Regions from separate parts of the Mus musculus genome. Here all the other regions are linked to region 1. The links are chromatin loops, found by intact Hi-C in ENCODE. Cell type or tissue: gastrocnemius. All regions are shown on one strand. Links, peaks and the distances in the headings refer to the core of each region. The heading gives the core; the rest is flanking DNA.

Region 1 (9,918 bases), core at 1,092-9,091:
CCAGAGGAACTGCCATTAGATCGAATGGCAAGTCTTTATGGAAAGTGTTTTGCATAATTACATACCAAAGCCAGAACAGTCACCTCCACATTTTATGGGTCACAAACCATCAACAATTGCCACATTATTGTCCACGAAACCTTCGTCCCTTCATTGATGGAGCGGACTCCACTGCCTAATCTAGAACGGGAGAGGATGGAAATTTCTTCTAATAAGAACCCAAGAAGATTATGTCCTCAGTGACGCCGTGTTTACATATAGTTATAAAGTTCAGAGAACCGAAGGGGAGAGGGAAGGAAATCGGACTAGGCCTGATTAAGAACACGCATCCGTGTAATATAGATAGCGCATCAAAGGAGGAGGCTGGATACCTCTCCCCTTTCAGTTTCGACCCCTTTTCTACCTTTGTGATGCTGTAATTAAGATATTCTTATTTAGACAGACAGCTTCTCTGGTAACTGAATAATATTAGCCCCTTTGATGTCAAACTTTTGACAGTTATCACACCAGCACTGGGCAATTTAGCACAAATGCCCTCCTTTAAAAAGAGAGAGAGAGAGAGAGAGATAGAAACCCCCAGTGTCTTTGAAGAAATCTAATAAGTGCGATCCTTATCACCAGGCGATTTAAATCGCCGACGACAGGCCACCTAGCTATGAATTACATTCGGTTATACATAATAAAGCTGAATTTGGGTTTCAGTTCATTGCTCGGCGGAAGAACCCTAACTGCATCACCTCTCTTCTGAATCCCAAAGTAGTTGCTCAGATGAGGAGAAAGCACCCAAGATTACCAGGCCAGGGCAAGGACGTTGAAGAGATGGGGACTAGTGAGTGCAAAGCCGAGCGCCCTTTCCCCAGTTCCGGGGAGTGGGGCAGGACCAGACACCCACTCTCCGGATGAGATGTCGCTGTTGCTTTCCTAGCCTGGCCGCCAAATTTGGGATTTGCCAGATGGTGGGATTATCTTCGCGTCTGTTATAGTGTGTGTGTGTGTGTGTGTGTGTGTGTGTGTGTGTGTGTGTGAGAGAGAGAGAGAGAGAGAGAGAGAGAGAGAGAGAGAGAGAGAGAGAGAAGAGAAGAGGAGAGATCGCGGGTGGAGGGTAGAGAATAACGTCAAGACAGAAATCTAGAGACTGAGCTGGCTCCTTGAAAATGCTCACTCGGTTACCCTTTACCCGCTTTGGGCCCTGCCACCTCCTGGACCCTCACTCGAGCCTTTGGCATCTCGGATTGGCCTCCCCCTCGGGCACAAACAACACCAGCGCCATCCGGGCCCCTCGGCGTCGGCTCCCTGCCTAAGTCTCAGGACCTGAAGCTTAGTGCCCAGATGCAAAGAGCAAGGAGTTGGGGGTGGGGGTGGGGTAGGAACAAGCCTCGTGGAGGAAGAGTGGGTGGGTAGGAGAGTTGTTAAGGGAAAGGAGCAAAGAGGGCGGAGTGGGAGGGGTGGAACGGGAATACTGACACCTGGAAGGCATTGTCTTTGCTAGAGACACCTGTCAATCTCTGCTCAGGGGTCTTGAGGCCAGGGGCGGGGAGGCCGCCGTTCTCCTTGGTGATGTCATCTAGGAGTCTCGTCCCTAAGGAGGGTGGGAATGGCTCCGAGGGCGCAGAGCCCAGAGGGCTTAGAGAAGCGTGGGGGAGGAAAAGAGAAAATAAACAGAAGTAGCTCTCTCGGCTGGCAATTTACATGGAAATCAATAATCCAACTTTAATGTTATTTTTAATCTTCCCTGACCGTCTTGCCTTTTCACTAGGGGAGAGGGGATGAGGTTACAACAGCCCATCCCTCTACCCACACAATCGCTGGGGAAGTCTTGTTATCTCAAATCCCGGTGCAACCAACCCTTCCCCCAGATCCACACCCCGCCCCCCTTTTCTGCGGGTCGTTCCAAACGCTGCCTTCAGGCTTGAGAAGGAAACACTTTGGGACGAGTTTTGAAAGTCTTCCGATACTGCACCGGGTGAAGGGGGAGTTAATTAACGCCAGGCATGCTCAGCGAGTGGGAGAGGGGGCCTCGGCGTGGGTGGGCGGGCCAGGTCGACTGCAGAGGTGCGCGCAGTGCGGGAGGCGCGGGATCTGGAGGCCCGAACTTGCGGGCCTTTGCTGGCAGGAGGTGATCGGAGGTGGCTCGGGCAGGGAGCGCGGAGATGCCCCCAAGGAGTCCCCCCGTTAATCCTGGGGAATTCTGATCTCCCACCTACTGGGCCCCCACTCCCAACCCACCGTGTGCTACAGAACTCTCATTCTTTTCGGCCGGAGCTAATTAGCAGCCTGCCAGCGGCCTGATTTATGGAAACGCTCGGGCGGGCGGAGACGCACCGCTAGCGGAGCTCTGGCTGCCTCCGGGCGGAGCGAAGGAGGAGTCTCCACCGACCTCCTCCGACGAATTTCCCTCCTCCCTGCCAGGGGGAAAAAAAGAAGAAGAAGAAGTTGCTGTTTCATCGCTTCGACCTGGCTGGTCCAGGAGCCTACCCCCTCGCCCTAACCACCTTAACCTAGGACGCGGGGATGTTTAGGTTCCTGTGGGCAAGGCAGGGACTGTGGCCCAGTAGCAGCATCCCGCAAGTGTTGAGGCCACCAGGTTCCAGCTCCGGCTAGAATCGGAGCCTTCCAGCCCTGGGATCTCAGCTCAAGGTCCCCAGTGAAGGGACGTCGGATCTAAAGGCTCTTAGGGAGCCGCAGTAGGACCAAATCAGATCTCTAGGCAGGAAGGAGAGATGGGCGACTGCAAAGGGACAGACTCAGATGTCTTTGTCTGGATCCTAGAGGCCGCCGCCGGCCGTGTTCCTTTCCACTTTCTAGTTATTTTCTTTTTGGTGTTCTCCAGTGAGGTCCTCTCTTCGGTTCAAGCGAGTGTCCAGCGAAAGGCCATTCATTATTAGAAGCATTTAGCCAGGCGTTTATCCAAAGAAACAGTGCAAACCTGATGTTTGCCTTCCTGGGTTGTTGTGGGTGACCCAGGAGGAAGGGGGAAGTAGATCCCCCCCTTTACCCCGCGGACCCCAGTAGCGAGGGTGGAAGGAGGGGCCGGTGAAGGACAGAGGAATCTCAGCATGGACCTGTTGCTGGCGCTTAAGCAGCCCTTCTGCTCCTCAGAAAAGCACTGTTTGCCAGTGTTTCTCCAAGATGCACCAGAGGGACGCGACCGTGAGAGCATCTGTGCCTGCTAGAAGCATTTGGAAGGGACAAAACAGGCAGACCCAGAGGCCAGAGGCTTAGGCAGCCTCTCTGGCTCAGGGTTGAACTGGAAACTGGGCAGCGCAGGTGTGAAAAGTGGTAGGGGCAGAAGTCTCTGGCAAGATTGCCCGGTTCCTTAAGCTCGTTTCTCTCTCAAACCCTATCCCAGCACTCCAGGCCTTTCTGTGACTGAAAAGGAAGTGGTTGAGAACTGATTGTCTCTACAAGCTCAGTGTAAACTTTAAAATACCACCCCGTTCTGCCCTTTTCAGAAGTCGTTTTTTGATCTTCTGGCTGGTACAAGAGCAGCGCCAGCAACCTTCACCTCAAACCTGCAGACACCTGTCATTTCCTACCTATAGGGCTCGGATCCTCTCTCCTTGTGGAGACCAGTCTGTGTCATAGAGAGCATGAAGCTTCCTCTTGGGCCGAGAAAATTGAGAGAGAGAGAGAGAGAGAGAGAGAGAGAGAGAGAGAACGGGGGTGGGGGAGTATTTTCAAAAGGTAACATTCATGGAGTCTTCCAAACCCCTGACAGACTGTGAAACAGAGCCTGCTCTCCCTCTATAATGTGACATTCAGAACTTTGAGTGACTATAGCCTCCCCGAATTCCTAAGGCCTGTCATCTGCCTGGCCTGGACACACTACCTTAAGCCAAATCTATCACTAGTATGGGAATTCAAGTGGAAACCAGCAGGCTCACCAGCATGTCCCCCTTTGGCTCTTTGTGGGCCTTGATCCTCCCCTCGTTCCTTGCCATTCCCCAGACCAAAGCTTCACCGCTGCTTCACGTTGCTGACAGGCCAACTGCAGCCCAGTGAATGCAGCCCGTTAGGTGGCCAAATAACACCCCCCCCCCGTTTGTCTTTCTCAACGCTGATTTATAGCAATCGACAGGGTAAAGGCTCCTCTGACATCATTATTTTTAAAAGATGTCTATTTCTCATCCGTCACCTTTCATCACTTAGCACAAATAAATACTTAAATGAATTGGAAGAGACTTTCAGATCATGTTTATAATTCTTGGTTGTCCGTTAACATTCCTAATGACCTGGTCCTCTGAGTTTCTCTAGAGTCCTAAGTTGGGTTCAAAATCCTGCTGTTTCTGCTTTAAAACTTCGACGAAAGTGGGTGAAGTGGGGGCTAAAAGAGACACACAGTTAAGCTGCAAGTTTGCAACACTGTGAGGAGGAAAAAAGTTTCCTGGCAGCCTGAAGGTACAGGCCACTGGGGAAGGAGAACATCGCATGGTTCAGGGGACCCACTAGACCCGGAAGCTGAAAAGAGGCCCTCAGAGCATGGGCACAAATTTTGCACGACTGTTGGTCCTCGGAGCCACACTGCAAAACCACAGTGACATCTCCATTATACAGGAGTGCTGCGCAGAGGGACTACCGCCACTATTACTTCTATCATCATTTCCAAAGAGGTCTAAGGGGCATTTCCTCTCCTGCGTCTTTATTAGCCTTTATGAGCCTGAGACTCGGGAAATGTAGAAGCGAGGTGAAAACGAAATCGCATGGATTGAAATCCATGCAATAAATCAAAATTGTTTCTTCACTTTTTTGCTGCCATTTATTTGGTCTCTCTCTCTCTCTCTCTCTCTCTCTCTCTCTCTCTCTCTCTCTCTCTCCCTCCCTCCCTCCCTCCCTCCCTCCCTCCCTCCCTCGTCACCAATGGGTTGCAAAAACTAACGAAATAAGGGAATGAAAGAAAATGTACAGAAAAGAAAACAGAAGAGAAGAAATGGCAGTAAAGAAAAAAAGAGAAAAAAGATCCAGTTTGGAAAACAAAATGAAAGCCATGGGATGCACGAATACACCCCCCCCCCACACACACACACACCCTTCTTCTTATTCCTCATCCTCCTCTTATTTCTTGTTTCTTCTTTTTTGGATGGGGTGGGGTGGGGGTGAGAGGGTGGGAGACTAAGTCGATAGAGCCCAGTGGATGGGGAGAAACCTCCTCCGTGAATTTTAACCAGCCCACCGCAGATAGGGAAATAGGGAGGATGGCTCCGGCCGAGCTCTCTCTACAGCATTCTAGAACCGCTCCGGACCCATCAAGAGTTGGAACTTTAGAGATTCCAGGAAGATTCAACACAGAGCCTGCCCGGGCCTTGGCTGGTCTGCCCTCCCTGCAGCCACCCTCTCCCCTCCCCCCCCCTTCACCCCCAGAAGCGGCTTCGGGTCTTCTCTTACTCATGTAGGCCACTAGGCCTGAGAGAGTCTGAGTACCCCTGGACTCTGCACAGAACGTTTAGGAACTCTGCGTTTACATCGCTCCTGGACTTTACTGCCTTCCAGAGCAAACTCTACGAAGCTGGTGCTCAGCTGCGGAAACCCGGGCGCAGTGCAGTGCCCTGGAGCGCCACCTCGCTTCGGAAACTGGAATAACGCGACCAAGCCTCCAAATCTCCTGCAGCCTAACTCGTTCTTTTTCCTTATTAAAATCTCCAAAGAAGCCGAAACACACAGGCCTCTTTCCCCACTGGTGCAAAAGAACACCATCATCTGTGACCCACAATTCTCAAAGGAGATGCGCAAAGGAAAAAAAAACACAGAAGCATACGTTCACAGCTCAACGGTCGTCACCTAAGCTGCATTCAGAGAAAAGATAAAATGAATGAGACACATAGTCAGGAGGCCACCAGTTCAGGCTGCGGTGTGTTTAAGTCATTCTGCCGTGGCCCATGCCTTCCATGAAGCGGGGCCTATGAAGCTATAACCTCCCAGTTATGATTTCCACAGAAATCCATTCCTTCTGACCGCTGGGGTTTCACCGAGGCTTTGCCAGGACTGTGGCTGGCCTATTGGAGCCTGGTTCCTCTCCATTTTCAGACATAATCAGAAAACGCAATCCTCAGCACGTCTGCCTTTCGACCAATGAAAGTAACAATGGCCAGGAATTATGAATTACACATTCTTTTCCTCCAATGTGCAACTGACTATTTGCCCTTGTTTCAACCAGTTGGTCAGTTAAGGTGTTTATCTTCCTTTAAATATATCCACTGGACTAGACTATAAAATACACAGAAAATTAACTCACTGCTATGCTATGGTGAATCTTTGTTTCATTTTCTTTTCACCCCAAAGCCAAGTGTAATAAGAAACAACACCCTTTCCATGCTGAAAATAAATTTTGAATGTAGAGTGCCTTGCTTTTGGGCCAGCGAAGAACTGTGTGGTTTATCTGTTTTGAAAGCGACATGGAACTTCCATCTAATGTAGTTTTTACTTATGTGTTTGACCTCTCTCTAAGTGTCTCTCTCTCTCTCTCTAAGTCTCTCTTTCTCTAAGTCTCTCTCTAACTCTCTCTCTCTCTCTCTCTCTCTCTCTCTCTCTCTCTCTCTCTCTCTCTCTTGTGTGTGTTTAGGGTGTTCAACTAGATTCCATGGGTAAAATGATGGCCAGCCTGAGAACTGTGGGTGAAGGGAGAGATGGTGGTGGTATCTAAGCCCCCTTTATTTTCTACCTGAGCAAGCCAAAGTTAGCCTCTTAGGAAAAATTCTGTGCTCCTTGGGGTTGGTAGGGTAGTCTCTGGGCAGCCTGGGCAAGAGGCGGTGTGAGTTCTCTGCCTCTCTACAACCTGTGCTCCATGCACGGCAGATTAGAAGGCTCTCAGTGCTCCCGCTCAGAAATTATAGGGCTGCACCAGGAAAATAGCCAGTTTAGTTTTCTGGCTGGCTTGTCCCTTTTCTACTAAGTTAAAACAGGTTCCTGAGAGATCATACTAGAGAGAGATATCTCACATTCCTAGCAGGATTTAAGGGGCATCTTTCCAGGGGGCAGCTGTAGAGGCATGACCAGGTTCTTGGGAGTTCCTAGGCTTTGAGGTGAGAATGCTAACTTGTGGAGAAGATGGTTGCTGATAGATCTAGGAGCTAAGAGGCAATTCCTGAGAGGGCCCTAGCATCCACTGAGCAGTGGCAATAAGGTGCAGAGACAAAAACAGACGGAAGAAAGTTCACAAGAACCTCAAGCCCCAAAGCTTCAATTTGAAGGAGGTTCTGAGTCCTAAATTGGAAACTTTTACTCTTCTCTCTTTCCCTCTTTCCGGTCCTCTCCATTTCTTTCTCTTCCACACGGCTCGTCTCAATTCATATTTTCTGAGAGCAGCCACCCCCACTCCCACCCCACCCCCACATACAGGCATACGCACACAAAATAAAGCCCGAGGATTAAAAAATGATCTTCTTGCTATTACACTTCCTACCGCAAGATGCGGTGCAAGAGTTAGTGTAACAGCTACTGAACACAATGCTTCCCCCACGCAAGCCATGCATGCAGAGGGTGTTGCTAATGACTCCTGAATTAGTGTGAGCCTGCGCGCCTGGAAGACGGAGGAGAGAAGAGAAGGAGAGAAGAGAAGAGACAGAACTACCGAGGAGAGGGACACTGTTCCTTAGAGAACTGGTGTGGGGGCCAATCACTATTTAATCAAGTCTAATAATCTCATCAGTATATCAGATTTCAAGCTTCTCTCTCCTTGAAAGTGTGATCTAGAGAGAGTCGAGTATCCTTTTAACCACCACTTTTTGGGGGCATATTAATAACAATTATGTTTACAGTTATATGAAAAAACTCTCCTTTGGGAGGGATCAAACATTAGAAATCGTTTAGTACTAGATTCAAGGCTACTCCAGGACTCAGGCCTGTTGAAGGCTGTGGGGGCCTGTGGTCATCAGCTACCCAAGTGCCTATATGCAAGGCAGTGAGGCCAAAGAAACTCAAGGCTCGATGCTCTATTAGGGCACACAAATGGACAAACGCCTGTGAAGTAGTTGGGGGGACCCAGGATGACCCATTCAGGATCTGGAGCAGCCGGCAGGTGCACTAGCCAGCGGTCCCTGCCCGGCCTGCGATAGATTTGCCGAATTGTCCCTTCGGGCTCGGAACTCCCCTGTGCCCTCCCTTGGGATCAGCTACTTAGGGGTGCATGAGGTTTCGAGATTCCTACCGTGGCCCAGGCTGGTCCCACCGCCCTGCAGTCTGCTTCTGCACCCCGGGGCACACGAAGAGGGCATTCCCTCGGGGCTGCGGCCCTTTGAACCAGGGAGCCCTTAGCTCCTTCTCAGACGCGCGGAGCTCGCTGGAGGCCAGGCAGCGGAGCGGAGTGTGGGTGGCGGGTGGGGTTGAAGGGGAGTGGGGGAGGCGGGAGGGACAGAGGGGCGGAGGCGGGAGCGGGGCGTTAAGCCTGGAAGCTTGGCTGTTTACCCAAATGATTTTCTTTTCAGGCCGGAGACGCCAATGAGACAAGATCAAACTGCCCTCCAAGCAGTGCGTGTGGGGTGTGAGTGAGGGTGTGTGTGTGTGTGTGTGTGTGTGTCCCCTTTGCAAGTGAGGCTTTGTAAATGGGGGCTCCAGAACTCTGGCTGGGAGGAAGGAGACGCGCGACCCGGCCACCAGCGCCTCCTCCCGGGTGCTGGGAAAAGCTTGGTGTGTAGCGTGCCTTAGTGCATGGAAGGACGGCCCAGGCATTAGTGCACTAGTCTAAAAACAAACTACAGAGGCGAACTGCAGAGAGCTAAGGCCCGCACCCTTAAAGATCAAGACGGGAGATTCAAGGTCATGCGAAGGTTGGACAGAGTACAAACCCCATTGTCCTTCCAACCTGCTGATTTTTGACCCATCTAACGCCTTCATCTAACTCCTTGGGCCACTGGTTTCTCCCTGATTCCCTGGCTCCAGATCTATTGCCTAAAAATTGGGGCAAAGTTTTGGCGATTAAGGTACAATGCAGACTGTGAAGTGGACTGTTAGGACGGTGCCTGGGTCTTCCCACCACAAAATGGTTAAGAACCAGTAGGGCAAAAGTTGTCTATCTTAACAAAATGTCTGATCTTTAAAGGAACCTAGACCCCGAAATTATCCATTAGCTGGGCAGAAAGAAAGAAAGGATGAAAGAGGGAAGAGGAGTGAATGAATCTGGTTAAGTTTGAGTTACAGCTGACCCAAGGAGCCACGGGGGGCTAAAAGGTCTTTTGAAATAATAATGACATGATATGTGTGCCAATAAAAAGGTCGAAGTACAATTAAAATATGGCAACATGGCCATTGTACCTGTATTTTCTACTTTTCATAGTGCATTCTCTAGAAGGGGCCACACTGAAAGCTTACCAAGGAATCTGGAAGAAAATGACTTCATTTCAATGTGGTTAAGGTCTCCGTCTCTATTATTCATAGAAGAACGACCTCATCCTTCTCCCTCATGTACTTTGCCACTGGCCTTTGGATGATTGGATGATTGGGGCTAGACTGGAAGCCAGCTTCTTCTTCTTCTCCTCCTCCTCCTCCTCCTCCTCTTCTTCTTCTTCTTCTTCTTCTTCTTCTCCTCCATCATCAAGAGTAGCATCTCTCTCTCTCTCTCTCTCTCTCTCTCTCTCTCTCTCTCTCTCTCTCTCTCCATTCTCAGGAAGCTCTTATTTAACTAAAACCCTCCTTTCTTGATGCTGACCCAAGATGAGGGGCACATTGGGGACCTGCTGAGACTTGTTCATGCTGCTGTGGACTCCACTGTGGCAGCCCAGGTCTGCACCAACACACACACACACACACACACACACACACACACACACACACACTCACAGAGAGAGAGAGAGAGAGAGAGAGAGAGAGAGAGAGAGAGAGAGAGAGAGACTAAAGAGAGTCCACCTTCCTCCCTTTCATCCAGAGTGTCTCAAATGGAGATTGTGAATCTAGGACTGAAGGACTAGGGGCAGCCAATATCCAGTCACC
Region 2 (9,918 bases), core at 897-8,896, 210 kb before region 1:
TGTATTTGCCCATTTTCCTTAATGGGAATTCACTGATGAACACTGCCTGATGTCCCCCTCACAGGTACATATTTAAGTGCTTTCCAATGGGATGCTGCTGTCAGCGTCCCTGGGCGCCCCCTTTGCCTCCTGCATCTCTTACTTACTTGCGCCCAGGCCTAATGCAGTATAATTGAAACAATTTTATTGTCTGCAGCTATTCATTCTAATGTTTCAATGACAGAAAATACTGGTCAATTTGACAAGTTAATATGACTTCAGTGGTCATTTGAACTCCTTTAAGCCATTGGATGCTGAAATTGCTTGTCACCTCCCTTCACCTGAGAACAGATTCACCCAGGATGTGAGGTTGTGGGGAGGGGATAAGAAGTGCACAAAGTTTCTCCGTGAAAATCAGTTCTGTCAGGAGAAATTGCAAGTTTTGATAATTGGCGGGACACTGCCCCTTTCTGAAATGGAGGGATCTGTCTCAAAAGCAACATTTGACTCTGCCATCCACTACTGTGCTTAACAGCTTCTAAACTTTGTGCCTGTTGCCCATGGCTCAAGCTTGACCAAACGCATGTCTTTCTTTCAAATGCATGAAATGCTGCCCTTAAAAATACTTCGCCACTAAGGAATGAAATCAAGTGAATGGTGGGAAGACTGTCCTTTAGGGCTCAGCTAAGCATCATAGGTCCTGGCTCTGGTATCTCACTATCCAATATCATCATATAGCACAAAGTTCCAGAACCTGCTTAACAGATAGATATGAGAAGACAGGGTCATTTCCTTCTGCATATCTTTAAGCCATCCCTAGGTGGTCTTTGACTGCACTGGTTTAAACTGAATGTTTAAAATATCTTTACGGAATTGAAGCTTGTATTTAGGCTACTACTTGCTTAGCACAGAAGAGCCAGAATTCCATATCCAGGACTACCAGAAAACAAAGTAAGTTACATACACAGAAAAATCCAACTTTTTAACTAAAGGGCTAGTAGCTTTGTTTTAGCCTAGAGTCTGCATTGTGGAGTAGCATTCTCTGTATCCAGTTCCAAGAAAACCTTTTACTCTAGTAATAAAGGAAGACCTAACCAGTACCTGGCACTCTCTTCCTGTAGTGGCAAAGTCTTTTGCTTCTACAACGTCCAGTGTGGTTTCTCCTTGAAACATCACCTTTTAAATTCTTCTTTTTGTTCTTGGGAAGTTGAGTTTTGTTTCCTTAGCAGAATGGCATCCTTTGGTCCTTCAGATTGAGCCTGGTACTCCCTGGGGCACAGAAGGACCACCAGCAACTTGGGACTCTTCCAGTCCCCGAATTCACTCAACAGTGTCCTGAGCTGGTCATGATTTTACTGATGTCAGTTTATCTCTTAAGCAGTCACTTTTGTTTGCGCTGTAAATGTCTGTGCTCCACAGGACAAACATGAGTGTCTTCGCCCACTTAAGACACAAGTGTGTAAATAGGCTGTGAAGAATATGATATCCTGTCAGAAAAGTCAAAAGGCCTTAGGGTGGTTTAAATGTTTTTTCTACACTCCTGGTGATATCTCAAAAGGGTCAAACCCAATCATAATTTATACAAAGGGTTAAGTAGAGTAGATTTATAACTCACTCCCAACTCATCCCATACAGCTGCATTCTAGTTCTCGAATGAGTGTTTTATGCTTTACCCTGTGTAGCCAAAATTACCAGTTAAACAGCAGTTTCCTGAGACTTGTGACTTGCAACATGAAGTTACCCTCACCTGGATGGGAGGCGTTTTTCTCTTGTACTTCCTCTTACAGCTGAGACATTCAGCATGAGAACTCATACCAAAAAAAAAAAAAAAAAAAAGTAAAGAAAAGTTGGTTGAACACAACAGAAGGTGGGGTAATTATTAAAAGCAATGTCCTGAAATTGCTAGGATTTGTCTGTTTCTGAACAAAATCCTGCAAAATTCTGCAACTGTGCAAGGTCCTCATACACTGCAGAAAGAAAAGGAGGGAGAACAACAGGGCGGGGGTTGAATCAACAAATTCAGAATACATCAAAAGGGAGGACTCTCGGAAGGTGAGGTAAGTTTCACAAGGCTCAGAGAGCTTAACCAAACTAGTTAGTTCCAGGTCTACATCAAAAGGAAGCGGCATTCCGCATCATCGCTAGCTTTTTCTGTGATGTTTTAGCCTTAATTTCAGAGTCATCAAAAGTCATGTAATAATTAAACCAAAAAAAAAAAAAAAAAAAAAAAACAGAAGGAGTGGGCTATCCCTTTAAAATTAGATCATGGCATGTATTAATATGCAGAATGAGTTGTCAATTGACCAGGCAACAAACGCACTTCCTCATTGACTCATTTTCACTTCTATCTATGAATATTTTAAAACCCTAATGTGCACTCGGCCATTTGGGTTTTAAGCGAAGACTTATCACAGTGTAAAACCCTTCATTTTTATCCCATAGCAGAGGGCTTCTTTTCCCTTTTTCCAGGGTGTCATTAAAAATCTGATGCCAAGAGCCAGGACTTGGCAAGGTCTGCAATATAATTTGCAATCTGCAGTGTTTGCTGGCTAGCCCCCCTGCCCCCCTCTTTTTTCCCCCTTACCAGCCTGCCTGCTAGAGTCAACAGGGGGCATCGCTCATCTGTCTAAAAGAAAAATAGCAGCATACTAATTAGAATTCTATTTGCCAGAAGCCTCGGAGTTGCTGTGCTTATAGATTTCAAGCTTCTTTTGTTTGAATTAAATTGCCAACTTTTTTTTTCTTCCGCCTTTGCGCTACCATGAGAGAGAGCGGGTGCCGTATTTGATTGAAGCGAGGGTAGGGGGAAGGTTGTGCGCGGGAAGGGGTTTCGCTATGGAAATACTGGGGAAATGTCAGGGTTGTGTTTTAAAATGCCTGGTATGCTTTTCAGGGGTTGACTCCTGTCTTTCTCAGAGTTGTTTTGGGGGAACTGGTGTTAAGTTCAAAGGGCATGGGGCTAGCTAGGGAGCTGAAGCCCCCAGGCTGACGTGGAAATTCTGGGGCAGAGCTGACACGCTCACCCCACGCAGAGCCAGATGGTCCTTGCTGGGATGAAATCCCGGGGCCAGGATCATAGAGCTGATTCAGAACAGAACACAGCGTCTCCTTGCTCGGCTAGATACGTTTCTCCTGGGTGGGAGGATAATGCCAGCCAGATCAACGTAGAATCAGCGCGATTAGACGAAGAGGACGGTCCGTGTTCAATGATCCCTGTTTTGAGGATGCCTTAGAAAAGTTTTCATGGTTCTTTATTAAAATGCCAAATTTTCCCATCAAGCCTTCGAAAAGCCATACCCATGCTGTGTTTCCAAAATTACCCAACAGCAGAAAATTAGGGTTCTAGAAAAATGGCAACAGGCTTTGTTGGAGGAAGACACAATGAATCAGCATAATCCCATTGTCAGGAGTTGCCATTTAAGTCTCAGTGTGTCCCTGAATCCCATAAAGGGTTCAGGACTAACCAAAAGGAAAGCTGGACCTGTGAAGCCGACCTCCTCCACAGTTAGCAGTTTGCCTCTGAACTAAGCTAATATAAAGGCTCATTATTAAGTTAATTGTCCTTTGAAACCCAAGAAACAAGAAACACAGGCACTACTGGATGCTTAAACACTTGGCAATGAAATTTACAGTCTAAATGCCATTGTCTATAAAATAATGTAGTGTTTTCTATAAAAAAATAATGTAGTATTTTCTACGTATGAATCATAAAGACCAAGTTGTACTCGATTTAGTTGAATTGGATTGACTGATACAGCGTAAGCGTCTAACTCTAGTTTTAATAAATTTTTACGGTAAGGAAAATACAGCGTTACTATTTTTAAAAAAACTGCTGTTTCTTGTGTATTTGAATAGAGGCATTCCTTCTCGAATTGTAGCTCTCAGGAAACTCACTCACACCCTCGAACAAAATGTACCTTTCTGCATGTGTGTGGTAAGGGAAAGCATTCCAAAGTGCTGAAAACCCAAGGTGAACCAGAACCTGGGCTTAGTAACTTCTGACTTCTCAGCAACTTGCTGTCTATTTCTGTTGGTAGGGTGTTACTGATCACCTGACACAGGAGAAGTGAGGAAGACCTCACTTTGGCAAGCTTGTGAGAGATGCGGGAGTCAATTCAAAGTCAGTCTCTTAAAAACCTGCTGATGGAGCATCTGCATGGAGAGACTGTGCTTACAGATGTTAACAAGGCTGTTCTTGAAATTGTATCTCAGCAGACAAGCTGTGAGGTCTGGTTCCTGCCTAAGCTGGACTCTACTTTCCCACATGTGTCTAGAGGTGCCAACAGTTTCAGACATTTAGAAATTCTTATTTCTTGTACTTGGGAGGAAAAAAAAAAAACAGCTCTGAGTTAAATGTCTATTTCTTTCCTCTGACACACATTCCTTTAAATTTCCTAATACCGCTCCAACCTGAGGTGCAGAATATTGATGCTCACAGTATCATAGAAAGCCTGGAGCCAACTCCACTCACATCCCCTTTGAATTACATTTCCAATTTTAAGCCTCTAAGAATCTAGTCCTCCTTTATCTGTTCTTGTTATAAAAAGTGGCAGGAGGCAGAGTGGCAGAATGACCCACAAGATGGCACCTGTCACCAGGGGATTTTGCCTGTATTCTGCAGGCCAAATTTTGTTTGAACTCACCATGGCCTCTGTCATATCCTCAATTTCCCTCCACTCTTGGCCCTACCTCTTAATCCCCTCTGTGCAGGCTGAGGTGGTTTACCCGACTCCTGAACCTTTTCCTCGGAGAAGCCAGAGTAAAACTTTAATTTGAAATCTGGGCTCAGAATTAAGTGCTGGCGGCAGCAGGAGGCTGTTGGAGGGCGGCCTGTGAGGCTGACTTCTCCGGCCTGGAACCGGCGATGGAAATGACTGCTTTAAGCCTTTCCCTATGGCATTGCCCTAACTCCACCGACCCTAGGTTATAAGGTGAGGAAGCTGACAGAAACACTAAAGACTGTAAGGTTTGGGTTTCTTTGAAGGCAAATGCATGACAAATGACTGAAATACAAGTGGTCTTGGGACTTTGGCTCAGCTGTATTTAAACCTTGGCTAGATTTAAGCAGACACTCCTGTGTTTTGGATACAAGTTCTAAAGCTTCCTAAGAAGGAGCAAAACAAAACAAAACAAAACAAGAAACAATCCAATGAAAGAACACTTGTAAAGATAGATCTAGGAGGAGTTGGGGAAAGGAATCAAATAGTATCAAAATACATTGTATAAAAATTATAATCTTATTATTAATTATTTAGAAAAAGATCCAACAGGTTTAAAGGAAAAGAGACTCATCATTCCAGACAAGTGAGTGAGAGCTTAGTCTGGGGACAACACACACACACACACACACACACACACACACACACACACACACACACACAGAGAGAGAGAGAGAGAGAGAGAGAGAGAGAGAGGAGTGTTTTGGTTTTCTAGCCACTACAGCAGTATCACTTGAAGGAAGCCAAATGTCCAGAATTTTGTCAAGGAAATGATTACAGCCCAATATTTTAAATCAGCACATGTGTGCAAAGAGACTGTAACTGTGCTGCCCAGAGGTTATTTTATTATAAAAGCTATGAAGTGCCTTCAAGTGTTAAAACCAGGAACTTACTAATGTGAGGATGAGGATGAATATCACACTATCAATAGTATTCAAAATGAACTCCATGCAAATATAACAGAGGATTTGGGTCTTCTATTAATTAACTAGAAGATTTGTGGTAATTAAAAGTCAGACTAAGAAAAAGAAGCACAGGGCAAGCTAGAGGATTGTGGGTAGCAGGACGCTACTCTTCCTCCTAGGATCAGAGGCTGTATCCTATGCTGATGATGGCCATGAAATTGACAGATTCTATGGACCAGTGGCCTCGGTTTCCCTCTGCCTCTTTGTGCACCCCTTGCCTTGTGAGTCCTAGAAGGCCAGGAAGAAGCCTGCTCCCAGCAAGACACAGTGACCCATTGTGTGACAGTCCCCTGCCTCTTCCTTCAGTCCGCTCAGGCAGGCAGGGACTCTTCAAATGCCCATCACAGGCACAGGATTCCCTGTGAATTTCAGCAATGGTACTAAAGAGGATCTTGAAGCATTGTAATTAAGCTCATCCACAGCTGCTGTGATGAAACAGATCGGAGAAATGTGTTGCTTGTCGGGGCCAGCCAACGTTTGTGCTTTTGTATAATTCTTTAAAAAAAAAAAAAAAAACAACCATTGTTGCTTCCCTGTATTTCCCGTGTGAACAGCATTATTTCTGCTTCTTTTAACTACTATCCTGCTCACTTGGGAGTGACTGCTAAGGTCAGCCAGTAGACGTTAATACTGCTGGAGTAAAAATTTCCTCACCAAGATAGGGAGGATAGGCCTGTACAATAACACATGAAAAAAGTCATTGGTGATTTGCTTTTTTTTTTTCTTTAAAGCAGAAGGAATGAGCTTTCCTTTTGCATATTACTTAAGTGCAGTAGGAACACTGTGTGCATGTGTGTGTGTGTGTGTGTGTGTATACATATGGGTCTGTGTGGTTACAGAGGTAGCAGAAGTGTGACATTCTGCAGTGACATGATTTCTCTGATTAACTTAGTCTTGCACTGAAGAAATTTCTCAATATATAAAATACATATTATATGATTAATTTATCTATTTATAATTTCTATTATATAATATATTACATACCTAAATTATATGTTATATATAATTATAAATTTTGTAGCACTTAAGTATAATACCATTATCATCATCTTCCTGCCTCCTTTTACTCTTGATTTGTGCCTTTTCTTCCCAGAAGACTGAACCATATAAGGAAGGGGAGGGCCTGGAAGGAGAAACTGAGATCTTTACTGTGTGTGCATTTGTCTGTCTCTAAGTAGGACTTAAATATGATTCAGTGAGACCCTCCTCTCTCTTTTGAGCTGGGCACACAAACAAGCTCATGAAATCAAAAAAAGAGGGTAAGAGCTTACCGGTCCCCCAACACATTTATCAAGAGGGAGTTTGTGCCGGGCTTATGAAACTGTCATGGAAGGACAAGGTGGAGATCAAATGTACTGTTGAGGAAGGAAACGAAGCACAAACTTTGCCCAGAGCTTGGGGACAATGATGCTCAAAGATTAACCCACCCTCTCAATTAACACCTCACATGAAAATCCCCCACAAGGTCATGGGATCTGAGCTTCGGTGCGGTCAATCAGCGCAGCCCGCCTCCATACAAACTGAGATCGAATGCAGAATTAACACCGCTCCCCAAGCCCTGCTCAGAGACTCACGTCAGATTAAGCCTTTGCACAGAGAAGATATGAAAAGCATTTCTAATTAGGGTCTGAGGTTACTGGTTAGAATGCAGTCGAGCAGGCTACCAGCCATTCTTCTCCTTTTTTATAATTTTAATTAAACTCAGATACTATTTAATTCCTACCTGCATAGATTTAGTGCTACTTGAATGCAAACCTGATAAAGAATACTCCTGATCCCCACTTAGCTGCCACAAGGACTTATTAAAGAGGGGGTGACCGTCTCCAAGATCTTCTGCGACTCCCTCTGCAATAATTACTTTTCTATCAAATGAAAAGCATAATATTTTTCTGTAAATAGGTTTTTTTTCCCTTCTGTGAAACTTTGACTTCACTACTCTCTTGACAAAATTGTAATTATAACTTCACTGTAGGGGTGACTACTATACCATCAGCATGGCTGCCTGTTAGAATGTTTTTTTTCCATGCAGACTAAAGCCTGTAAATGGAAACTCTGGGGCGGGGGATGCTGAAGAATTTTTTGCTGTGATGCATCACCAATTAGGAGTGGGTGTGTCGCTTTGGTATTTACATCATGCTATTGACTGGATATCATTCGAATTATTAAGAATTCCACAGTGTGCTTGAGTCCTTCTGCTACTGTCTGATTAGTAGTCTAGAGTCTTAGGACCAATTTTTAATATCTGCAGTGACCCCAGAAGCCTTAAACAGCATCGTCAGCATACTAAAGCCTTGTTATTCCCAGGAACAGGTCTGAATAATTCAGGATCTGTCATGGCAGCTTTGGCCCCGTGCAACTGAGTGGGAGACTTTGGGATTCTTCAGCCTATGGTGCTCCTTCCCTCACCATGGCTGCTCTGTTTCTATTCCAGTGGTGCTTCCAAGTGGCCACAACCTCGGAAATATTGCTCTAAAGTCTTATTGGAATATTAACAAGATCTAATCGTACCCAAATGTGGGCTATGTTAGGCCATTGTAGAGAAAATACTATTGACACCCCTCCACACACAGCACGTGCAGGTGGAAAGCATTCCTTCAGTGTGAAGTGGCTGAAGTAGCTGCTCTTGTTTAATGGTTTTGAGTGTCTTAAATCTGAGAGAAAAATAAATGTGAAAGCAGAGTGTGACATCACCAATGTCCTTAGAGTGTGACATCACCATTGTCCTTTTTTTTATGTTTACAGAGAGATGTGTTGGATAAAATGATACATGCAGCTGAGACTATAACTGCTTGGAGACCCATGTAAACTCCAGAGTCTGGATGAGTTTAGAAACTTGGAATTAGCAAAAATCCTCAAGGGTTGTGAAATTTGCATTTTTAACCTGTTAACTTGAATCTCAACTGCTATCTCTCCCCTCTCCCCTCCTCCCCTCTCCCCTCTCCCCTCCTCCCCTCTCCCCTCCTCCCCTCTCCCCTCTCAGGTATAACTCAGAAGTAGCCGAAAAGTAGTAAGTAGTATACTCTCAAATAATACGTTTATATCTTGGTATGTGGGATGTTCAGTGTTGTTAGCAGAAGAATGTCTTGGAAGATGCTTCAGGCTCTTCTTTTTTTTTTTTTTTTTTTTTTTGGTTTTTCGAGACAGGGTTTCTCTGTATAGCCCTGGCTGTCCTGTAACTCACTTTGTAGACCAGGCTGGCCTCAAACTCAGAAATCTGCCTGCCTCTGCCTCCCGAGTGCTGGGATTAAAGGCATGCACCACCACGCCCGGCTCCGGCTAACTTTTAAGCCAAACATTTTGTCTAGGACACATAGCTTGTCACATGTCTGCCGTATTCTTGGAGACACTAAGTCCCATCCCCAGACAGCCAGAAAACAAAAACATTTTTGTGGGAAAAGCAAAGCGTCTGATAGTGGTTTGACACTGTGGTCATCATGTCTCCTCCAGAACCCTTTTTGTCACCATTTTCTCATGTGTCTCTTAAGTATTGCAAGAGGTAAATAATTGGCACCCCTTATATTCATAGCTTGTATGATGCAAACTGTACTCCGCCAATAGCATCAGAAACTGGTACTACTTCCCCATGCTCTGGGCGGAGCGCCATGGGAAAGCTATTTGTGTAGATATTCTCATCTATAATGTAGGAGTAAGTAGGACCCACTTACCTACAAGGCTGGCTGAAGTTTAAAAAGCATGTGAGTAGAAGCAAAGGAATCCTTCCTAGAGCAGGGAAATCTCTTCTTGTCCCTTGTGATTGTATGTTGTATTTCCCAATCCTCTCTTCCCATGCTGGGAAATTCAGATTATCTAATCTCTACTTGTTGAAGATCTGTGTTCCTGTACATCCCAAACCATTCCCCATTACTTTCTATCCTTCCAAATCCATCTGACATCTAAGGTCACCCTGGTCTTCATTTCAGTTTTCTGAACAGGTCAGCAGGGCTTGGAGACTGTGCCACACAGATCACGTTTGTTCCCCATTTGGATCAATGGGTAGAATGTTCTGAAGCTATGGCTTTAGCTGCATGCATGTCTTGGGGCTTGTTGGGTGGGAAAGAGCAGACCCGTCTGGAGGGCAGGCAACACCTGTTTACTCATTGTTCTTCCAGCACAGCAGGCCCTGGGCTTCAAGCAGACCAGATGCTTATCAATGTTCGTTAAATTAATTCTCAGGCAATTTGCTTCAATTTACTTAGAAGTCCCTGGGTAAGTAATCAGTTCCTATACCATTCAATGGGTTTTTAATAGCATTTCCA
Region 3 (9,918 bases), core at 870-8,869, 1.4 Mb before region 1:
GTTCCCACTGCATTGTGGGATACACTATTTTGTAAATCCCCTTTCCCTCTTAACAGTGACCTAGCACTTCTATGAAAAGCTTGACAATGCCACTTACAGTTATTGCTCTTGAGTTGCACGTAGTGGGATAATTCAACATATGCCCACAATATATAATGATTAAAGGATAGAATGTCACTGTTAACTGTGAAATGTTTCATCAAAAGAGTGCTGTACCTCTATTGTTGGATGTGTATGTTGTACTTCATGTTTTTCAATCACTGTAAATAATTCCATAGTAACCATCAGTGGGTACAAAATCTGATCATTTTCTTACTAAACCTTCAGAACAATGGCCTATGTGGATGTGAGGAAAGAACACTAGAGCTCTCAGCTCTCACCGGAGAAGCTTCTTTTTCAATGGGGAGTGGGTAATAAAGAGATTTATAACTGAGACACATAAATGACTGTTGAGTGCTCAATTCTATATGGGGCATTCACATCATAACATTTCCCTTCAAGTCTCAGATAGCATCTTTGGAAAAGGGAGTGGGAAGATTGTTAAGAGCCAGAGTTTGGGGCAGACTTCTATGAAACAGTGTTTTCTGGATACCACATGACCATTGCACATGATCTCAAAGCCTACACGAGACTGGCATGAGATCAAGCCAGTCAAAATACCAGGGTGGATAAGTACAGACCCTCTTCCTGATCCCACCCAGCTGAGGAGCTATGTTGGCAGTTGATGATGTCTGAGGGAAGGGGCATCAGTTTCCTTCTGGGACTTGGTCTTTGTTACAGTGATCATGCTTCAGTGAATAGTTCTCAACCTCCATACATAAGGCATACAACTGGACTCAATGGGGGCTTTGGTGGCCCCACCACAGGGGCGTTTATTTCATGGTTGACTTTATTGTGCCCGAGTACTTACTTATTCTTATCATATAATCATTTTATAAAACATGCTCACTTTCCTTTCATTGATCTTTTTCCTAGGAAAATACTTGTTGGCAAACAAAACAAAACAAAAAAACAGACATATACATGTGTATATATATGAAATACGTACATATATGTACATATACATGCTTATAACTTTGAAAAATGTTTATAAGTCAAAGTTTAGTAGTGTTGTGTACCTACCAAAGACACAAATGGACACATGTTCCACACTTCAGCTGGTGCTCACAGTACCCTCCTAAACACACACACACACACACACACACACACACACACACACACACACTCCACCCAACACCAAGTGTGTTCTCTTTTATGTTTTCCTTGTGCATGCTCGGCAAGCATTCTCACTTCATGTAATTATGATTTCAATGCATTGCACTTTACTTCTCTCTACTTTCCCAGCCCCTCTCCCCTTTACCCCAGATTTCATACTCCTCCCTTTCCCTGCAGAAAAGAGCAGATCTCCCAGGGATATCACACAGCATACCAAGTTACAATAAGACTAGGCACAAACCCATATACAAGGACTGGGTGAGGCAACCTAGTAGAGGGGAAAGGCTCTCCTACGAACAGATGAAAGAGTCAGAGACACCCCACACCCCCACTGTTTTAGGGGTCCCACAAGAACACCAATGTACACAACCATAACATGTATGCACAGGACCTAGCATGGTCCCTTGAAAGCTCTATGACTGTTATTTCAGTTTTTTGGGTTTTTGTTTTGTTTTGTTTTTTTTTAATTTGGTGTTGGTCGTTGGCTTGTTTGTTTGAGACAAGGACTCAGTAAATTAGGCAGGATGGCTTTGAACTCACTCTGTAGCCCATTTTGACCTTGACTATGCCATCTTCTAGCCTAACCCTTCCTACTGGCTGGAATTATAAGTCTATACCACTAGGTCCCACTGAGCACTTCCCTCTCAGCAGAGGACCCAAAAGACCTCATTGGTGAAATAAGCTCTATTCTTTATGAAGGGACAAATATACAGCTCCACGCTGTCAACGCCAGCATCCAGGGGGAGAGGGAGATGAGAGGGATAGGGAAGGCATGTCTGAGGATGGAGAATGAGTTCTTAGACCAGGAGGAAGTAGAATGGCAAAGAAGCCAATGAGGAGCCTTTCAGTTAAACAACAGAACAAGGAAGATGGCCATAAGATGAAGTGGTGCTTCTCTTCTGGGTCATTTCCATGCCATCTCCCAGATTCCTCCTGCTTAGTTTCTTGTGTGTCTCTAAGCTTCTGCTGAGAGCCTGTCAGGATGGGTCGGTCAATAGTTGAGTTTAACCTTTACCCCCTGGTGTAAAGGTTAAAGGGCTGAAGAAATTCCGGGAAGTCTGAGGACCAGCTGGCATGCTGATCAGCAGCTCGCCCTCCACTCACCTTCTCAGAACCCACCTTCTTGCTAGCCTGCATGGAGTCCCTTAGCTTACATCGATTCTTCCATATTTCAGGACCTTGGCATTAAAAACCTCAGAAATCCAGAATACAACCTGTAATAGGAAGTTGAGTGTTACCTCTGCTTCCCACTGCATTTATCTGGAAGGCCTGTTTTGTTTGTTACATAATCTCCCAGGCTTTCTTAAATAAATGAACTTTTAGAAAAAGTGACCTCTCTTTAATATTTAAAAAACAAGCAGGGTGTGGGGTGTGTGGAGAGATGGCTCAGCGATAACGACTAGGCTCACAATGAAAAATAAAAATGAGCTGAGAGGCTAGCTCTCAAGGAAGCACTCAACTAGTTCTGGATTCATCCCACAGTACCACCATGAGATAAACTTAAACCTGACTTTATTTATTGTTCACGGACAGAACTGAGTGCTTGCTGAATGTTTTGTTTTGTCTGTGTTCCTGATAGGAGCGATGCCAAGTGTTCTGTCAACAAATCCTTTAGGAAATTCTGTGTATTAAGTGAACTTTATGAATTTTAATCCAATGTTCAAGAGATAAAATGTGAGTTATCAGACCCTCCCGCATACAGGCTGCCATTAAAAGCAAATTAGCCTGGATCTCTGTGGCAGAGCATTGCTAGGCATGAATCAGATAGCACCTTCCATTCCCCACACCAAATAGACACAAATCAAATGACAACCTAAACACATTCATGTGTGTGTGTGTGTGTGTGTGTGTGTGTGTGTGTGTGTGTGTGTGTTTAAAGAACAGAGAGTGCACAGATCATTCCAAAGAGCAGAGAGGTCTCTTTAAATCCCGGTCCTGGGATGTCTGTCTGTGCCTGTCCTGGTAGACTTGATATCCTTTCCTTGCAAGGCTGAACTAGGCAGCTTGGTGTCAGAGTTGATAACTCTAGCAGGCAGAGCCTCTTTGTGCTGTAGGCCACTTCACAGAGGGAAAAGAATCGGGGAGGCTTCTTAATTCCTGTCTCTCCTGCTTCTGTCTTCTTATTGGTTTGAAAGGTTGCTCTTGTTTCAGCAAGAAAAATGTGTCTGAAGAGGTTCTGCTTCAAGAAGCTTAAAAGCCCAAAATGCACGGACTCTTGGTTAATAAATAAAGTAGGGCGTTCCCCTGGCAGCTGGGACATCAGACACAGAAGGCGAGCAGCTTCTTTGACCACGTGTGAGCAACTGTGACAAGTAGATAAGGCAGAAGATGGCTTCCAGTCAATTGTCTTTAGAATCCACACTAATAGTGCAGCAACTTGTGTCAGAGATTCAAATCATATTTGTATGAACTTGTGATAATCAAAAGATTTAGCTGCCATTGCTTGGCGTTTTATGATGTGCTAGGCAGTATGGGAGGCACTTAAATGATATTCTAGAATCTGCCCATAATATCTGCCCACAATGTACCCACTCTAACTAGAGAGCGTTATGATAAATAAATAATAATATTGATGAATGACAAATGCATCGTCATTAAGGAATTGGAAAAGAAAGTAGCATTCTGAGACAAATAATGTTTATGCTGGCTGGCGCTAAGGGCTCAAAAGAATTGTTATAAAGAAAAACCAAAAACCAACCAAAAAAAGAACACCTGCAAAATCAGAGAGGAACGATGGAGAAACTGCTTGAGGGCAAATGAGTGTGTGGTGTTTCTGGCTGCCAATTTACCCAACTGTTGGTTGTGCCAGTAGAAGTGATTCAGGCAGGTACGGGACATGAGCAGTTCATCCTGAAAACTGTTCTCTGTCTCATTTGATATTTAATGTGACAGCCACCATGAAAGCAAGTGAAAGTGAGCAGGTCATGGAACGAAGGCTGGCGGTATTGTTTATAGAATGACCATGTGGGGTGCATGCGCATGTGTCTGGGTGTCTGTGTGTCTGTGTATGTGTGAGTGTGTGTGTGTTTGAGAGTGTGTGTGTGTGTGTGTGTGTGTGTGTGTGTGTGTGCATATGTGTAAGTGTTGGATTGCATAGCATATGAGAGACAGGAACGATGGCTATTGCCTTTGGAGTTCTGAAGTTTGAGAGACTGGAGTGACATTATCTTTTCAGCTACTCAGGCCTAAGCCAGACCCAGAAATTCCTGTAACATTTAAAAAATATTTTTAAACACTTAGGACCACACACAAAATAACGATGTCCTTGAGCAGATCCTCCAGAGTGTGTTTGGTTCCAAATGTTTTAGTTCTGGCAATGCAACCCTGTACCTTTAAATCATAACGGTACAGCCTAAGCCAGTAGATGGCAGTAAGATACCGCAGATTTTGGCAGAAGCTTCTGGGCTTTCACTGCTAAAAAATGCTAGATTTTTTTTCCTTGTAATTATTATTTGAAGGTGGGTCCTAATCTATTGTTCAGAGAGAAATTGCTGAATTGAAAAACAGGAAATAATTCTTCCTAATTAAATAGACAAAGTGATTATCAAAGACTTTTATTTTGTCCCAATTCTAAAAATTTGCAGTAGGGTGTACAGTGTATGTGTGTGTATGTGTGTGTGTGTGTGTACCAGTGTGTGTGTGTGTGTGTATGCCTATGTGTGTGCCTTTGTGTGTGTGTGTTTGTGTGTGTGTGTGTGTGTGTGTATGTATAAGCAAATGAAGGGTCTGGTGTGTTTTTAAATAATTCCAAATTTGAATGAATGTTAATTTGTGTAAAACTTAAAAAGTATATTATTGAATTGAGCAGGAAATACTTCTATGAAAGCATTGGTTGAAAAATGCTTTCTTCCTTATGCCATCCAGGATTTGCCCGTAGATGTTGTGAATTCAAACCAAAGTCCACACTCTCTGTAAATGTGCTGAGTCGAACCTGCTTCTTTATTGTCTTTCTTTTTCCTTCTTCCTTTCTTCCATTTTTTTTTTTCACTTAGATTCCTTTAGGAGTGACATCTCACACTGGGAGATGTCAGTGAGTCCAGTTGCCCCTCCTTCGGGTCCCTGAGCTTGGCCAGAGAGAGAGACCTGCAGTTTTAGCAATGCAAAACTTAAATAAATGTTCTTTAGAGACCTGTATATGTCAAAACACGTGGAAAATACAGCCTGTTAATATTGAATTTGGGAACAGGAGAAGAATAGTGTGGGCTGCTGTCCTCTCTTTTTGCTGTTCAAAAGCATCCTAAGACAGTCGTGCCATTGGGAGTCAGAACAATGGGCAAGGACAGCACCCCTCACCTCTCTCCCCTAAGCCTCTGGCAGGGGTGTGACTCCAGCTTCTAGCATGCACATTTAGGCCCCTCTCTACCTAAAAGTTGCATGCAGAGAGCAAGCGAGCAGTTAAGTCAAAAGAACTCAACCAGGCTCCCTTTACCTCTTTTCTAGTCTAAGCTCTGAAATGTGCCTAGGCTTCCAGGGAGACAAATTGTTTAATTTGCTAACATTTTGGAGCTCTTTAGAATTGTGAAAGAGCGAATTTCAAAGTATGGAGAGACCTCTGACAGAGTCCTAGTCAGATAGAGACTCTCTCTCTCTCTCTCTCTCTCTCTCTCTCTCTCTCTCTCTAAGGGAAGCTAGAAGCTGTGTGGTGTCTTGGAATACTCTGCACTTTCTGAGTCTCATTTGCTGTCTATGTCTTAGCCTTCCTTCTGACAAAAGTTAAAAAAAAAAAAAAAGTTAGCAAATATCTCCCTGAAAATCCCTGCTATGACTCTTAACAAAAGACTTGGTGCAAAGTGAAAGTAACACACTGGTGCTCAGGATCCTTCAAGCACTTGGGATTTTGGCTAGCCAAATAATCACGGCTAATCCCTGTTCATGCGGTTTCCCTAGGAAGCCTTTTACTTACTCTCTGTTAGCAAAGAATGATGTTTTCTACGCATCCATGGGTTCCCACTGCACGTAAATATAAAATGACACTGCACATTTCTCACTGCTGTGTATGCAGTTTAAGCAAAACAAAACAAAAATCAAGAGTTGAAGTTCTTTCCTGACAAACTTTAAGTTTTATAGAATGTAAATTTCTACCAGTTTGAATAATGCTTTTACTTGCTTCCTATTTTTAATTAGTTATTACCTGATGAGAATAGGCTACAATAATAGAGAGAGAACATATGAAAAATAAGCAATTACATAAAATATCTAAAAAATAATGATTTAAAAAATGGAGACGGTTCCAGAAGACATTCTCAGTGAGACCTTGGGCCAGTAGCACCCAGATGTCTGGACCTATCCAGTTAAAATCCTTCAAAGTTGCTCACATTTTTTGACACATGTTGCTGTGAAAGATTAGTGAGCTTTCAATTTTGTTTTGTTTTGTTTTGTGAGTGTGGGTGCTTACAAAATAAAGTCTGAAGGGAGTGTTACGCAGATGCATTTTAGACTGTGCAACCCGATCGGTTTGAACTCTGAACGATCATATTATTTATTTATTTGTTTGTCTTTCCTTCTCAAAGACAGTTAATTACTGAAGCACCGAGAGAGAACATTTTGTATTCCTGCTTTGCGAATGTGCCTCGAAAACCTGAGACTAATGAGACCAAGTTCTCACCCCAGCTGTGAACTTGCTGACTTTCCTGCTTGGAAACCCGAGCAGAGCTTCTGAACATTGGTGAGTTATTTAAAATAATGATTGCTTTTTGTTATTGTTTCTGTTCTATGAAGAGTCAGGTTTTTTTTTTTTTCCCCTAACACAACAAAGACAATGCCTTGGATCTGTGTAGAAGTAAAGGTGCAATAGGCCTGGTGAACATCTATGGCTTGTATATTTATTTAAAGGCTTGCTGTAATGCATATTATTAAGGATGACAATCATGAACTTGCTTGCATTGTTTATTTTGTAAATACCCATAATGGAGCTCTCAGAAACGGAGATCAGCTGCCCCCTTGGCCATGATGGCCGACTGCTGGGAAGTGACTGCCCAGGGGCCCTTTATGACTTGGGTTCCTGACCTAGGCCTTTCACAATTTATGCTCTTAGAATATTTTTAAGTCCACGTATAAAAATTCCCCGTGCAAACATCTGAAATGAACTATGAGTCTACTACGCAAAAGTCCTATGGTAGATTACATTTGGATGTCTGTAATGGACTAGCACAGCAGCTGTGCTCGGGGAACTAGAAAGATGTCAGATATGGTGTTTGTGGCCATCACGTGCAGAAAGGACCCCAGGATTTCTGAGCTGCAGACGATCTACTTCAGACTGGAGGCTGGTAATTTAATTAATGTGTGCCTCTGACGCTGAGGCCAAGAAATGGAACGGGCAAACCCACCTCCCCGCATGAGACCCGAGGCGGCTCTCCCACTTTATTTGAATCCTTTGAATTTTAATTTCCCATTTTTACACTAACTCGTAGAAACTTCACCTGGACCTTCTGGCAGCATTTTGACCTTTCCTGGCTCTATCTCAGTATTTGAATCATTTGGGCTTTGGATTATGAACACAAGACACAGAATGAAGACAGGCTCTGAGGGGCAAGTCTATCTGGATTTGACCTGGGTAGCTGAGTCCTCTTCCCACTCGTTTCTCCACCGCTTGAGAGGCTGAGGCTGAAAATCCCAGGAATGAAGATTCTAAGAAACACCTTCTGCAAAAGAAAAAAAAAATGTTTGTTTCTGTAATTTTATAAACCCTTGATTTAACAGAACTTAAAAGGCACCTCACATGGTCCAGAGGCTCTGAATATCACATCTGCTTTTAATATTCTTGGGTGTCTTGGGCTTTTTTGGAGTCGGTTTGATGCTGTCTTTTGTTGGAGGACAACTGCTGTATTCTGTGATGCAGGGAGTTGCCAGTTCAAAGGATACAGCCTTACTTAGGCAATTTCTTTTCCCTTGCCCTCCCCCACTTTCTCAGTGTTTCCTTTTGTTTTTGGAGTTGGGGGCTTTAAAACAGTCACAAGAGGCTCTCAGTATATTTTCTTTGAAGAACAGCTCTTTATAACAATGATAGCAAAATTTGTAGTCCGGTTTGAAGTTGAATGGGCAGGGGAAAAAAAAATACTGTTAAGACCACCACCGTTTGTCCTGAGCCAGGTAAATGAATGCCTGAGACTCAGTACTGGAGGGACAGGTATAATGACTGTGAAGCAAATTTCAAGTGTCTTTCGCTAATTTTCATCTGGACTTCTTATGTTCAGGAGTAATTCAACACTCCTAGGTGAACTTCCCTACCACGGCTGATTATGTTAAATATCTTCCCTCCCAAACTCAGTGTGGGCAGTGCTTTAAAAGGAGCCTAGATTCTGAACATTTAAAAAGGCTCTTACTCATTCAAATTGAATGTTAGATTAAAGAGTGGGACATCCGTGGACGCGAGAGGAAAGCTGGCCTTCTGCGTTTGTCTCAGACAATGATTTCGGCTAGATGACTGTGTTTTGTGGAGAAAAGGATTCGATGGGATATTGACAGTCTCCTATCAATAGTTGAGCCCTAGAGGCCTGGCTGTTTGGGCCCACACTGATTGACTGTGCCTTAATAGACATGTAATTGTTGACAAATACTTTCCGATAGACTGTGGCAATACCCAGCCAGACAAAGGAGGCTTCCGGGTAATAAGAACCAGCACAGAGCCATTTGTTACAGGCAAAGCCTTGCCGAAGAAACGACGTATGCTAAGAAAGAAGCTCTGGAGAGAAAGAAGCAAGCTTGACAACCCTCTACCCACGCAGCCAAACCTGGGTGACACTGGTGAAGCCGCAACAGTAGTAAGAAGAATTCCTGTTGTGTTTATGGGTTTTCTGTTGTGTACAGCTTGGTTTCAAAGTCTTAGCTTTGCCTATGTTAAGCAATTATGCATCTGTATATCATATATGTGTATGTGATGCACATATATTGTACACACATCCCACACATGTACATATAGGCAGAGTATGCATATGATTTGATATCTAGAATCAAATTTCTTTAGCTTGTGTATGGCATTCTAAAAATCTATCCACAGTAGTTCTAGGAATACAATAGGCTATTCAGGCAATTTCAAAGAGCCTCGGGCATTAATAAGAATACTGGACAAAACTGAATTTGGATGTAAGCCCCAATTACTACTAAATATCAGAGGAGCCTGGAGCTGTCCTTACAAAACCTGTACCTAAGAACATTTTGGAATGTCGAACATATTCTTGTGCTGTCTGAGCAAGGCTAGCATTTGAGATCTATGCCTGGCTGAGATGCTTCTCCTGAAAGTTGGTCTCACAAGATGCGCTCCCTGGGTCCCCTCAGTTTCCTTTATCTCCTACTGTGGGGGCTGTACTCTCAACTACAGGAGGCCAGTATTGCTTTTAGCTCCCAACAGGGGCATGCCCACAGTGGGACAATGTGATATTATTTTGATCGGCAAGCTAGTGTAAGCTAATATGCTACAGTCAAAGGCAAAGAGAGTTCAAGTGCAACCCCAGCCTCACTGTAGGCAAGCCTACAGTGCCAGCCAGAAGAGCAGACCCAGCTAGGCCTAATGTAATTCATGACACAGCTCTCCACACAGGGTCCTGTGAGTGCATCAAGGTGACACCGCAGGCCGTCTCCTGACATCCCTTGTGAAAGGGAACCAGCTCATGCCCCAAAGACCTTGAGTCCTGCCTTTGATTCTTATCGATCAAAAATGAAGATTAAATCCCATATCATAGAGCAAGGCAAAACCTGTGCTTTCTA

What was found. Peaks named below come from ENCODE experiments on the same cell type or tissue, not always from the same donor. Only the 100,000 strongest peaks of a DNase experiment are listed, where the experiment ranks them.
Region 2: a loop joins it to region 1, with 3 times the contacts of the local background. A loop is called at or near these places in 8 of 42 quality-filtered maps.
Region 3: a loop joins it to region 1, with 13 times the contacts of the local background. A loop is called at or near these places in 12 of 42 quality-filtered maps.

The regions. Positions count from the first base shown.
Region 1 is chr7:70,329,563-70,339,480 of GRCm38, forward strand. It overlaps Gm29683 (predicted gene, 29683), which reads right to left and starts at 8,260. Exons shown (of 4, transcript NR_131145.1): 1 at 8,141-8,260. In gastrocnemius, for the core only: CTCF peaks have their summits at 5,559 and 8,608; DNase peaks (open chromatin) are centred at 1,224, 1,537, 1,923, 2,120 and 4 more places; H3K4me3 peaks cover 3,578 bases; H3K27ac peaks cover 2,246 bases.
Region 2 is chr7:70,115,823-70,125,740 of GRCm38, forward strand. No RefSeq gene overlaps it. Among named protein-coding and RNA genes, the nearest start is that of Gm35271, 82 kb to the right of the region's middle. In gastrocnemius, for the core only: a CTCF peak has its summit at 2,589; DNase peaks (open chromatin) are centred at 2,539, 2,757, 2,994 and 4,593; H3K4me3 peaks cover 925 bases.
Region 3 is chr7:68,972,720-68,982,637 of GRCm38, forward strand. No RefSeq gene overlaps it. Among named protein-coding and RNA genes, the nearest start is that of Gm23795, 25 kb to the left of the region's middle. In gastrocnemius, for the core only: a CTCF peak has its summit at 4,586 (motif pointing right); a DNase peak (open chromatin) is centred at 4,588; H3K4me3 peaks cover 378 bases; H3K27ac peaks cover 316 bases.